2 separate regions of the Mus musculus genome follow, and region 1 is linked to region 2. Evidence: chromatin loops called from intact Hi-C (ENCODE). Cell type or tissue: left cerebral cortex. All regions are shown on one strand. Each heading gives the region's core, and the rest is flanking DNA. Links, peaks and the distances in the headings are about the cores only.

Region 1 (6,339 bases), core at 1,399-5,398, 81 kb before region 2:
AGTGAAGGCCTAGGCTCCCACGCACGCACTCACTTAGACATTAAACTGTGCATAGTCTCTGCATCCTGGAGCCCTTGGCTACCTGTCTCCATCTTTTGCTTTTTTCCCTGTGGCCACAGTTGGTCCTCTCCTTTTCTGCATCTCCCTACAGTCCCAATCACACAGCGTCTATGTTTTCATTTTCTTAATCGATGTCCCTACGACATTGGGGACCTACGAGGAGTGCCTCCTTCACTCTCTCTGGGTGTCTGGAGTCCCGTTGGGTTTTTTTGGTTTGTTTGTTTGTTTGTTTGTTTGTTTGTTTTTTCATGAAAAGGATTGAAGAAGGGTGCTTAGGGACACCAGGCAAGGAGCCAGTCGTATGAGCGGCTGACACTTGGCCAAAACGGAGACTGGAACACAGTCGTTAAGGGCACTTGATGCTTTTGCAGTTCTTGGTTCAGTTCCCAGCACCCGTGTGGTGGTTCAAGATCCAACACCTTTTTTTTTTTTCCCTGTCCTCCTTGGGCACCAGGCTCTTATGTGGTGAACACATATGCACACTTAGGAATAACACAAAACCCAGGAAAGTCCCGTGGGCTTCTCTAACTTGCAAAGCCTCCACCCCTGACCCTTTGTGTCTAGACCTGGTGAACTTGGCCATCACCTGGGATGGAGGTCAGATCCTGTGAGCTGGAGCTTCCTCCACTGAAGCACATAGCTTCTCTACTAGCTTTGAGTTTCCAGCCCAGGTACTGATACCCCCTAGGCCTGTAGGGTAACTGGGCCTGCTGTCATCTGTCTGTTTTTTTTTTTTCACCTCACCCACTTTGCTGTAAATAGTCTCTCTAATAAGCTCTCTCTGATCTCACCATCTTGCATGAACCATCTGTCTTGTGCTGAGCCCTGCCTGGGAGGCCCTGATTCACACAGACCTCCCCAGTCTTGCCTCTTAGCTCACAGGGTCTGTTAACTCTCGCTGTCAAGCAGGGAGATTGGGCCCGGATCTCCAGAAGTGGATGCTGGCCTGTAGAGTCCATTTTAGATCCTAGGTGCTGGTTCTAGAGGCCTTGGGTCCAGGTCTTGGCTGGTAGGTTGCCGACTTGATTTGTTATCAGACTTTCCACAGTGCTCTCTCACCCTGCCAGCAGCGGAGTATTTTGTCAGAGGCCAGACTCCTTGAAAAAGTGCTCATCAGAGGCCAGAGGCTTCACATTCACTGAAAAGCAACCCCCTCCAGCTCCCCCCCCCCATCTCATGACCCCCATGCCCTTGCTGGCTTCCTGTTCCTTGGCCTGTACCAAATCTTAAAGATGCTGTCAACAAGAAAACAAACCAAGCAAACCCAGACAGTGTGGAGATGGGGCGCCCACATGCCACACCAGGATGAGGGAGAGGGAAGGTCAGGGGTTGGGTCTTGTTGCTGCCCCTCAGGCTGGGAGTCAGAATGGAGTAAAATACAGTTGGAAATAATTGGCCCGTTACAGGGAGGTAACGAAAAGCCGTTGAAAAGAAACTTACGGAGGAATCAATGTAAGGCTGAAGGCAACTCTTCCTAGTGAAGAGAAGCTCACTTGCTTAAAGGACAGCTTCTGAGGGGCCCTGTCTCCCCAAGCAAGCCCAGGACTTCCCTATTGATTCTTTCATAAGACGTTGCAATTCGATTCCACACAAACTTAACGAGAACCTACTGTGCACTAAATTCATAGCTTGGAGCCCCGAGAAAGCTAATTTTCCTCCTAAGTCTGGCTCATCTGTGGGAGAGCTAAGGGAGACTTCACTGCTCTGCGGCAAAGCCTCTCTGATCCTTGCTTGCTATCATGGTGGTGAAAGGGGTCAGGCAGGTCATGGCCAGAATGAGGCTTAGAAATGGGGTTAGTATCTGGGATGCCAGTAGGTCTCAGACTTGGGACAGGCTTTAGATAATGAGGAGGACAGGGGGGAATCAAAGTTGAGTTCCAAGGTAGGAAAAAGAGAGAAAGGAAATAAGCCATTGTGTATGTGTGCTTGAGTGTGTGTGTGTGTGTGTATGCATGTGTGCGTGTATGCCTGTGTGTGTGTGCATGCGTGTATGTGTGTACCTATGTGTATGTGTGTGCCTGTGGGTGTGTTGGTGCATGTGCGTGTGTGCCTGTGTGCCTGTATGTATGTACACGCAAGTACATGTGTGTGCACGCGTGTGTGTGTGTATGCCTGTATGTGCATGCATGCATGTGTGTGTGCATGAGTGTGCATGCATGCATGTGTGTGCCTGTGTATGTGTTCGTAAGTGTGTGTGTGTGTGTGCCTGTGTGTGTGTACGTGATCAACCCAAAGCTTGACACTGAAGTAATAATGGCAAGGAAGGACTACTCAATCCCAACTCTGACCCTTCTCCTTGTTTCTAGTCTCTGGGCTTGTTACTGTACACGGGGGTGTCGCTGTGCATGTGTGGAGTACACCTGACACGAGTAAATACTCTCCTTACACCATCTGTGTCTCTGAAACTGAACCCAGGTATTCAGACTTGGTGGCAAGCATCCTTGCTCGCTGAGCCATGTCGCCAGCCCCTCGGAGCTTTTTGATCAGTTTTGGCTTGTTTGTTTTAGATTTTTGTGGTTTAGACAGTCTCATTACGTAGCCCAGACTGGCCTCAAACTCTGTCTCCTGTGCTAGGGTTAAAGCTGTGTCATACATACCACACCCTGCTTTTTTTTTTTTTTAACAAAGCCTTACAACCTTGAGGGTTCCTGGGGGACTCTTTGAAATAAGCCTCTACAGTCTTCCTAACAGGGCTTCACTCCCAAACATTCTAGTCCTACTCTGTCCAGTCCTTGCTGTGTGACCAGCAGAGAATCACTTGCCCTCTCTGAGCTGTGCCTCTATTATGTGACTAAGTGGGGAATGACAGAGCTGGAAGCTAAGAGGGAGAGACATTTCTATGCCTGGATCACATTAAAGATCATCAAAAGTTTGGGTTTGGGTTCTAAGCCACCCAGTGTGTGCATGAGGTAGGGGGTGGGTCAGCTCACGATAGCACCCCCTTGTCCTCCTTGTCCTGTCACTGGTTGTATAGCCTGACTGCAGACTTGCTAGGTAGGGCCTCCCGGAGGTGCAGAGCGTCACCATAGGAACGGTTCGCTCACATGCAGAGAGAGCGGTTCAGAGGAACCAGGCGCTTGGTGGAGGGAGGCAGTGGGGGGGGGGGGGGCTCTGGATGTGGTCTGACTGCTACTCACATTCCCAGTACAAGATCTGGGGGCCTCTGTTGCGATGTAACTAGGTGGGAAGAGTCTTGCAACCTAGGGGACCCTCCTGGAAGGCCAATTGGGGAGGTCAGCCACCCCTGGGAAGTAGAGGGCTGCTGTCGGAGAGGGACCTGCTGCTGGGACCAGTTGCTAGGACACGGGATCTTTCTGAGGGGCCCATGGTAACCCTCCGAGAACACGTTGTGCCTCATTCATTTATTCATTAATTCACTTAATCCGCAACCAGCTCACGAGCAGGGCTGCAGGCCACCAGCCGCGAGGTACAAGGAGGAACAAGATGTCTCTGGTCCTGCTGAGGTCAGGCACATGTGCACAATCCATTAACACCGGAGCGAGAAGATGTGTTCTGGCCAGTGATGAGGCCCAGGGAGCAGGCCACAGACAGGCTCGCTACAGGTCCAGAGTGAGAACTACAGGAGAGGGGGCGGTGCGGCGCAGCTCCGGCACCTCTAGTGGGCAAGCTGGCTTGTGCTTCTCTCCTTTTCTTAGGGACAAGGTGATAGCCTTCTCCAGTCGAGAGATTCTCAAGTCTGTCCTGGACTCAAAAGAGCACACTGAAAACATTTTTTTAATACAATGGAATGAAAATGGAAATGTTTCCTTACAAAACTGAAAGAGAAAAGAAATCTTCGATTCGTTCCTCGAGAGCAATGTTTTCACAGCCTTAAACTTGACAGAGCTTCCTGCCAACAGCTGGGGGGGGGGGGGGAGGGCAAACCACCACACAGCACTCTCTTTTACAGATGGTGGAGAGCCAGCGAGAAGTTCTGCTTCTCCCGCAGCCCCCCCCTTGCCCCGCCCCCTAAGAACTGATCTGGGGCCAGCCAGGAGGATCCTCCTTGCTCAGGCTCCAGGTTTGAAAGGAGGACTTTCTGGTGACTAAAAGCAGTCTCTGATCTGGTGTCCTTGGCCTTTGTGGTCACTCGTTCTCCCCCAACCGAGGTGGGTGGTTCTTCACTGGACGAGGATGGACGTCTTGGATTTATTTCCAAGGCTTCTGATCAAGTCTGGGTGCGATACTGCTGCCACTACCGTCATCATTTCTGTAGTCTTGGTCAAACGACTCTGTGATAAGAGGATTCTGATTCTGAAGCCATTGTTTGCCAAATTAGGACAGATTTTAGATCCAAATATGGAAGCTTTTGCACTGCACTACAGCCTCGGGGGTTTTTTTGCTCCTTTCTTTTTTGTTTTGTTTTGTTTTGTTTTTCCCGAATTTTAATCCTGCAGGACAAACTAACTAAACCTCTACACTTTGTTGCTAGCTTGTTACAAGGGCTCACCATGGTGCCTCAGACCTTTGGGCTTGTGTTAACCTCCCGCCTCAGTCTCCTCCTATATGTTTTCTTTGCTTTGATTTCAGTTTTAGTCATGTGCACGGATGTTCGGTTTGCTCATGTAAGTATGGGTGCTCTCAGAGCTCAGAAAAGGATGTTTGGCATTGGGTCCCCAGAGCTGGAGATGCAGATGATTGTAAGCTGCTCAGCATAGTTGCTGGGAACTAAACTTGGGTCCTCTGGAAGAGCATGAGAACTCTCAACTACTTCGAATCTCTCTATCCCCATCCTGAGCTCTTGGGATCATAGTCATGCCATATTCAGCTCTTATCTCACAGTCTAGCAGCTGCACAGGAACACACATGCGCAAGTCTCACTCACACCATTCCCCAAATGTACGCCCTGAAGACCGTCCCCACAGAAACATCACTTGGAGAACTCCTATGCATCCTGCTCAGCCCAAGTCTATAAGCCCCTTCCCCAGCCTGCACTGGTTTGGACACATAACAGAGCCCCTTTCCCTTCCTGGGCACACAGTAGGTTTTTTGTTTTTTGTTTTTTCTAATTTTGAAGAGATAGATGGATATTTTTGTTTGTTTGTTTTTTGGTTTTTTTTGTTCTGTTTTGTTTTGTTTTGTATTTCGAGACAGGGTTTCTCTGTGTAGCCCTGGCTGTCCTGGAACTCATTTTGCAGACCAGGCTGGCCTCGAACTCAGAAATCCGCCTGCCTCTGCCTCCCAAGTGCTGGGATTAAAGGTGTGCACCACCACCACCCGGCTGGATATTGTTTTTAAGGAGGAGAGCCACTCACTGTTTTATTGGAAACTAACTTCTGAGAATTTGTGATATGTGGAGAATTATTGTAGTCTTGGTCAATGCTTATAATGGCAGCTACATGACAAAAAGACTCCTCATTCTTTTGAATGCCCTCCCTCCTGGTTGGAGGGTGAATTTACCTTGGGAGTAAAGAGTCACTTAACATTCTTAGAGACCCCCAGCGCGGCTCCCTACCGTGGAATGACTCACTGGTGCCCTTTAAGAGGATAATTTGGTTGATGCAAATGACATAAACTTAATATTCATGTAGACTGTGCCTTTGAAGAAATAGAGAGGTCTAGGTTTTTAATCCTCTCACTGATGGATAAAGGAAAACTAGTGTCTGGAGAGAGGGGAAGACCCTGCCCCAACCTGCGCTACATGTGGAACCCAGACCAATGTGTCTCAAGCTTGCCAAAACTGCGTCAAGAGCCTGGTCTCCCGCATTACAGGCAGACCCACATGAGAGCTTGGGACTATGGGGGATTTGTGCTCCGGCTGCCTTCAGAAGGCCTTAGTGTGGCTAGGAGTGGTCTTGATGCACCTCTCTGGCCCCACACCTCAGACTCAGGAAAGGCTTGCATTTCTGAGGCCACGGGCCACGTTCCCGGTCCTCTACATGCAAAGATTCACTTGAGAAAATTCACTTGAGAGTGAAGAGCCTTTTCTCAGCTTGAACCTGAAACAGAACAGTCATGTTCTCAGGCCTAAATGTGCCCTGTGTGCCTCTCATTTCCCCGGTCTTCCGCCTCTGGTCGGCCCCTCCGTGGTAGAGGGAAGGGGTGAGGGGATTTCTGTCTCTGGCCTTTGCCTGAAGAGTCTTGCAGCACTCAGGAGTGCTGAGTCACTCCTCCCACCCTAAGAGAGAGCAGGGCTTTGGAGGTACACCGAGGTGGTCCCGTTCTCGCTTGGACACATTCTTGCTTGGCCCCGAGGTTGGCCCTCCGAGCAGTGAGCCGAGGCTTCCATGTCAGTAGGCCATGGTTTGTTCCATTCTGTGGTCATCGGCAAAACCCTGG
Region 2 (6,339 bases), core at 715-4,714:
GGGGACCTCCTCACTGCTGCACTTCCAGACCCTGAAGGGGCCCATCTCTGCCTTTCAAGAAAGGGTAGTGTCCACGTGGCCAAGGGAAGAAGAATTTGTGTGTAAAGTTGTTTTCAGAAGAAGATATCATTCCAGGCGAGCCCTCTCTTAGCTTCAGCTTTCTCTCCAGGCTCTCTGAGCTACGGAGGAGCCCTTTCAGGTAGCTGTTTTCCCAGTACAAACAGTGCCTCTTTGGTTTCCCCACCAGGCCCCAAACAAACAAACAAACAAACAAAGACCCAACCCATTGAGAGAAAAGAGAACACTCAGATCCACAGTGTCCAGATCCTCCAGGGGTGAGAACGTGCCCCACAAAGAAGGTTTTTTTGCTCCACAATAGGCTTCCCACCCCTGCCCACCCCACCCCCCACAGCACACCCTGGAGTGTGGGGTGGGGAGGCAGCAGAGGAGCAAGGACCTTCCTTGGTCACATACCATTGGATCCTTTGGATTTTTTGTTTCTATTGTCTTCTCATTTGTTTTTGTGGTCCACCATCCCCCTCCCCAAATCCTGCTAAACAAAGGACAAGAATTTTTCCTATAATTGTCTTAAAGGTTATAATTTTATGACAGTTTCCAGATTGGGCTATTGGGAGAATTAAAGGAGACAGGCTCCAGTGAACACTAGGGAGGCATTCCGGATCTTTCTGACTGGGTAACAAACACATCCCTTCTGCTACCAGGTTTCTCTGCCTCAGTCGTCCACAGGGACCTGCTTGGCTCCCTCAGCTTGTCACACATCAAATGCTAGCTGTTGGTTATTCAACATGTCCTAGGACTTCAGCATTCTTCCAGAGGAGACCCTACTTGCATCCTCGTGGCCATCTTGAACCTAAACATTGTCATTGTAAAGGATTAACTCTAGAGTAGAATTCTTGGGACCTGCCATGACCCTGCACCAGACTCTCAGGGCTGTTTGTCTGTCTCTCCAGCTCTGAGCTCAGTGTCTGCCTTTCCTCAGAAGCCCCCACCCCCCCCCCCCGACCCTTCTGAGTTTCACCTGTAGAATCTGTGTTGAGGGGATCTGACCCCCACCCTCACCCTACAACTTTGCTTTCTTAATAGCACAGAGGTTAGGGGCAGTCACACTTCCTGTAGGTCAATCTGAAAACTGGCAAAAAAAAAAAAAAAAAAAAGAAAAAAAAAGAAAAAAGAAGGGCATGGTGCCCTGCCTTTTCTGGTTTAAGCATCTCCAGTATTAAAGACTAAACATTACCTCTAGGAACTTAGGTCAAGATCCAATGACAGAAGGCCAGGCTGTGTTCAATGATAGAGCACCTATTGAACACACACAATTCTAGGTTTAATCCCTAATAAAGAGTAGGCGAGCTGGGCGGTGGTGGTGCACACCTTTAATCCTAGCACTTGGGAGGCAGAGGCAGGCGAATTTCTGAGTTCAAGGCCAGCCTGGTCTACAGAGTGAGTTCCAGGACAGCCAGGGCTACACAGAGAAACCCTGTGTCGAAAAACCAAAAAAAAATTAAAATAAAACAAAATAAAGAGTAGGAAAAAAGCAACCCAAGACATTCAATGGGATAAGTGATGTTAAAACCCTGAGGTTAAAGCAACTCTTAAGCTCTCATCTTTCTTACTTTCATCTCTAGTTCTCCTTCTCTCCCTCCCTTTCTCCCCCCACCCTCTCTCCACGTGGCCATGGCCAATCTCCCTCTTTCTACCTTCTCTCTTTTTCTCTGCCTTTCTACAAATAAGCTCTAAAACCACAAAAAATAAAATAAAATAAAAAATTAAACCAAGGAACAGCCATCATCTAGACTCGGGGGTCCCCCAAGAAGAGTCCAGCTCTCACTGGCTGGAGAGAATGGAGACCTTCTCCACCCCACCAGAGCAGAATTTCCCCGGTTAGAAAGTTTGTGTGATCTGTAGGCTTCTCAGAAGCCCACGGGGCAAGGGTAGCCCTGGCTGAATAAGGAAGTGCCGGCTCAATGAGGAAGTGCTGACCTGCAAACGCTCCAGGGAGGTCGTCTTTGGGAGGAGCTGCTGTTCTTTGCTGTCATTCCTTTGAAAAAGATAAAGACGCCTCCACTCTAAACTGAATATCAGACAATCAAAATTCAAGTTTCCGCCCACTGCCCTTGCTTGCTTGGGTGTGTCTGAGGAAGGTGAGGTTGAGAGAGCGGTGGGGGTGTAGAAATGCTTAGAGAATGATTCCTTCATGTCCTTTAGCCCAGAAGCCCAAGGGTTGGAAAAATCAGGTTTGGCGGGCACGCTTGGGACCTATGGGGCCACCTTAAGACCACTCGATGCTGCTAGATTATTTATTCACCTTTGAGCAAACAGGGAGAGGTTTGACGAACATGTGTGGGGTTGGTTGCCTAGCGGCAGTGAGAATGAGATGCATTGAATCCCACGTCAGTGATTTCAAACTGTCAGGAGGACTCTGAGAGATGAGTCAACCTGGCAGTACCGAGGATCCCTGGGGGCCCTCACTGAGGTTCAGGGCGGACCCTGCTGAGATCTTGTGATTCGTCTTGCCTTTACCATACTGTGCCATGTAGTTGTGCTGAGGTGGTTCCCATGCATCTCTGCCATACATAGTGTTCTAGGCCTGTGCTGTGAGGTACCACGGAGTTGTGCCAAGGTGCACTTGAACTCATGCCCTGATGGATCCTGACCTATGTGTACCTCTGGGTGGTAGTACACGGACCTTCTACGTTAAAAAGTGCTACGAAGTAACAGGCTCTCACTGGGCCTTGAGGAGCAGTACATTATGGCATAGGAACCGTGCCTTGCGCACAGATACTTGATGCACAAGTCACCATAGTTACAGACAACAAAGTACCGCGGCATAGGCACAGTCCATCCCGGCTCAGGTTCAAGTCGGCTACAGCACATACACACGGTCCGTTACAGCCTGGTACACCGGATGTGCAGCAGCAAAGCTAAGTGTGACACAACAGTCTTGACCTGGTGCTTCACGGCACAGAGCAGTAGCGTGTCATGCTCATGTCGCCCGTACAGAGCTCCATGGCACAGGATCAAAGCTTCACGGTGCAGGCACTACGGCTTGGGCTCAAAGCTCCACATCATAGATAGATTCACATTTACCGTGGCACAGATTCAGGTAGTGCACTATGACACAGGCATAGCAAACCTTCACTAGGGAACAGGATGTATCATGGAGCAATGTTCTTATGTGGTCCACTATGGTATAGGCTAGGTGTTCCACAGCATAAATAAAAGGTATACTACGGTATAGGCCAAGTGCCTCACAGCACAAATAAATACCATATATTACGGTATAGGCCAAGTGGTTTGTAGCACAAATATGGTATATTATGGTACAGGCCTGGTGTTTTGTAGCACAGATATGTGGGTGTACTATGTATGGTATAAGACAGATGCCTCGCGGCAAAGTACAATTATATGACGGTATAGGACAAATGCCTGGCATCACAGATATATGGTATTCTATGGTATAAGACTGAATGTTCTTGTGGCAAAGGTACGTGACTGTTCTGTAGTATAGGCCAGGTGCCTCACGCCACAAACACATAGTATAGTATGTATGGTACAAACCGGGTGACTCGCGGAACAGATACGCGGTGTACTACAGTATTGGCCTGGCATACATGGATGTACTGCAATATAGGTCAGGTGCCTTCAGCACAAATGCATAGCATACGACGGTATAGGCCAAGTAATACGTGGCACAGCTATGTGGTATACTACGGTATAAGCCAAGCGATACGTGGTACAGCTACGTGGTATACTACGGTATAAGCCAAGTGTGTTGCGGCACTGCTACGTGGTATACTACGGTATGAGCCAAGCGCCTCGCGGCCTGTCTACGTAGTATACTACGGTACGAGCCAAGTGCCTCACAGCAAAAGTGCATGGATTATACAATATAAACTAGTGCTTTGAGGCACAAATTCAAGGTATACTCTGGTATAGACCTGGTGTCTCATGGCACACGTATGTGGGTTTACCGTAAAGGATGATTTATACACACTGTGGATCTTTATGTCTATGTCATGGTGTATCTTGTATCATTGCTTTGTGCCAGAGCAGTGCTACACGATGTACTTTGCTACAAGTCAACAGGCCTACTCTGTAGTACCCTGTGTAGTTGTGCCATGGCATATCCCATACCAAGCACAATGACTCTTGTACTCACTGCAATTCACGGTATATGAGTCCTATCATCCTGTATGTGCACAGAGATATGTCTATATGGCACCATGCAGCCATTTTATAGTACACGCTATATTTGTGCTAAGGTACATCATGCTAGTGTTAGGAAGGATTGTGAATCTATACGGAGATGTGCTGTGGACCCAGGCTGCAGTTCACGATCGACTAGTACACAGGCTGACCATGTACAAGTGCTGTGGTTTGTCATGGGCAAGTCCCATGGCTTACTGTACACAATGCTGCCGTTCGCTATGAACTACCGCTACGGTTCATAGTGGACAGTCAGTGCCGCAGATCGCTATGGACTGGTGCCAAGGTTCGCCATGGACTAGTGCCGCGGACCTCCGTGAACTAGCGAGGAGGTTCGCCGTGTACTAATGCCGCTTCGCGTACCGCTGTGTACGCGTGCCGCGAACCGCCGTGGAATTGTGCCGCGGTTCGCCGTGGAGTAGCGCTGCAGCCGCTATGCTATGCTGTTTCTTTCTTTTCCTTAACTCCTGGAGTGAGGGAAGGGCTGCATTATTTTGTCAATGGAGAATGCCTTGAGCACAGGGGATGGCTAAAACATTCTCACAGATTGGGAATGGGATCACGCGAGTAAGAGGCTGTCCTCTCCGGTGCTGTGACCATACAGACTGTAGTTTAGCTTTGGAATTCCTGATGGAATCTGGTACTTGCAGAGTTTCCCCCCCCCCCCCCCCAGGACCTCCAATAGCATGGAGCTCAGGTTAGCTGGGAAATAAAGAGAACTTTCACATCTCAAATTCTAAATGGCAGTTTGTGAGCTGACTTCCTTCAGCCACAGTTCCCAGGCAGCCCTTGGCTGGAGGCATTGCGATCCTGCATGCACTTACAACACCGGTCTCGGAGTTCTTGTCTCCCTGCTGTAGCCTTGCTAGACTGTGGACTATATAGCAATCTCTAATCTTAGAGGCCTTAGGTCTCAGAAATTTTTTCTTTGAACAGTGTCTTCCCCCACTGCCTTTCTGAGCATCTCTCACAGGGTCAAGAGTAAGAATAATATCAATGCCTCCTCCCCAGGTTGCCCTTAGTAAATTCCAATCTTCAAACACCTCCTGGAAGCCTGCGGGAGACACCCTGTTTCTTTAAGAAAAAGAAGACCGAGAAACTCTGGGAATCCTAGAGGAGTCTCATCCCTTCTTATTGTTTTGCAAATAACCAGAGCCCTGTGGTTAACTAAGCTGCCCCCAAAACAGGCCCAGTGGATTCTGGGAAAGAGCCGTCCTGCCAACTCGTCTCTGCTCAGTTCTGGGATTCAAGGAATGGAGTTTGGGGTTTGAAATCTGGCACTCCGTTTCAGGATATTAGTTATGGAAGACAAAGAGCAAGCCTGTGCCTTAGGGCTTCCAAGCTGCCCACAGTGAAGTGTGGATGTTCGTGGTTTACCAGTTCCTCTTGGTTTACCAGTTCCTCGTGGGATGGTGTCTGCTGCAGTGTGCCAGTTTTTTCGTGGTACACAGAGATGCTTTTGTTGACCACAACCCTTGGCATCCTGGCTCACCGTTGTCTAGAAACACTTTTCTGACCAAGGCTCACCAAGTTTTTCAGTTCTCTGGGTCTCAGAGAATCTCAGGCCTGCTGCTCATTGTTAGCCAGGTGACAAACCCTAGAATACTGAATCCTCTTGAATATATGCTAAGAAGCTGTGGTGGGATTGCTTCAGGCTTTCATTCTGATGCAAGTGGCCCTACTCCTGAGCCCCGGGATTCCTGACTCCCCTGAGAGCCCGGCTGCAACCTGAACTCATCAAGGGTAGTTGGGTGGACCTGGCCCCATGAATGAAGACACTAGCTGGTATTGTATAAAACCCCGAGGGCAGAAAACGCAGGTCCTAACACGGCACTGAGGCACAATTCAGAAAACAAAAACAATTCCCACTTGATTTACGGAAACCTCTGATCAGCAGGCTGGGTTAGGGTGACCATTTTGACTTTTCCCTAAACCAGGGCAGAAAGCTACACTGGGGTTGGAGAAACCCCTAAGCTGTAGAAATCAGAAGGCTCTAAACCCAAAGCCTGAATCTACTTGTTTTGCAAATATCTCTCACCTGACTAAGGGTTCAGTTCCTACAGCTCCTAGAGTTGACTTCCTGTGGTCATCTTTACGGCCTGGAAACTAACGTAG

Evidence for each region. Hi-C counts contacts between places; a loop is a spot of excess contacts. Peaks named below come from ENCODE experiments on the same cell type or tissue, not always from the same donor. Only the 100,000 strongest peaks of a DNase experiment are listed, where the experiment ranks them.
Region 1: a loop joins it to region 2, with 2.1 times the contacts of the local background. A loop is called at or near these places in 4 of 42 quality-filtered maps.

Annotation. Positions count from the first base shown.
Region 1 is chr12:109,442,589-109,448,927 of GRCm38, forward strand. No RefSeq gene overlaps it. Among named protein-coding and RNA genes, the nearest start is that of Dlk1, 7.7 kb to the right of the region's middle. In left cerebral cortex, for the core only: a CTCF peak has its summit at 3,663; DNase peaks (open chromatin) are centred at 3,445 and 3,627; H3K4me3 peaks cover 372 bases.
Region 2 is chr12:109,523,816-109,530,154 of GRCm38, forward strand. All of the region lies in intron 2 of Gm34081 (a long non-coding RNA gene), which reads right to left. Among named protein-coding and RNA genes, the nearest start is that of Gm34081, 13 kb to the right of the region's middle. In left cerebral cortex, for the core only: no CTCF peak of the experiment used is centred there; a DNase peak (open chromatin) is centred at 2,351.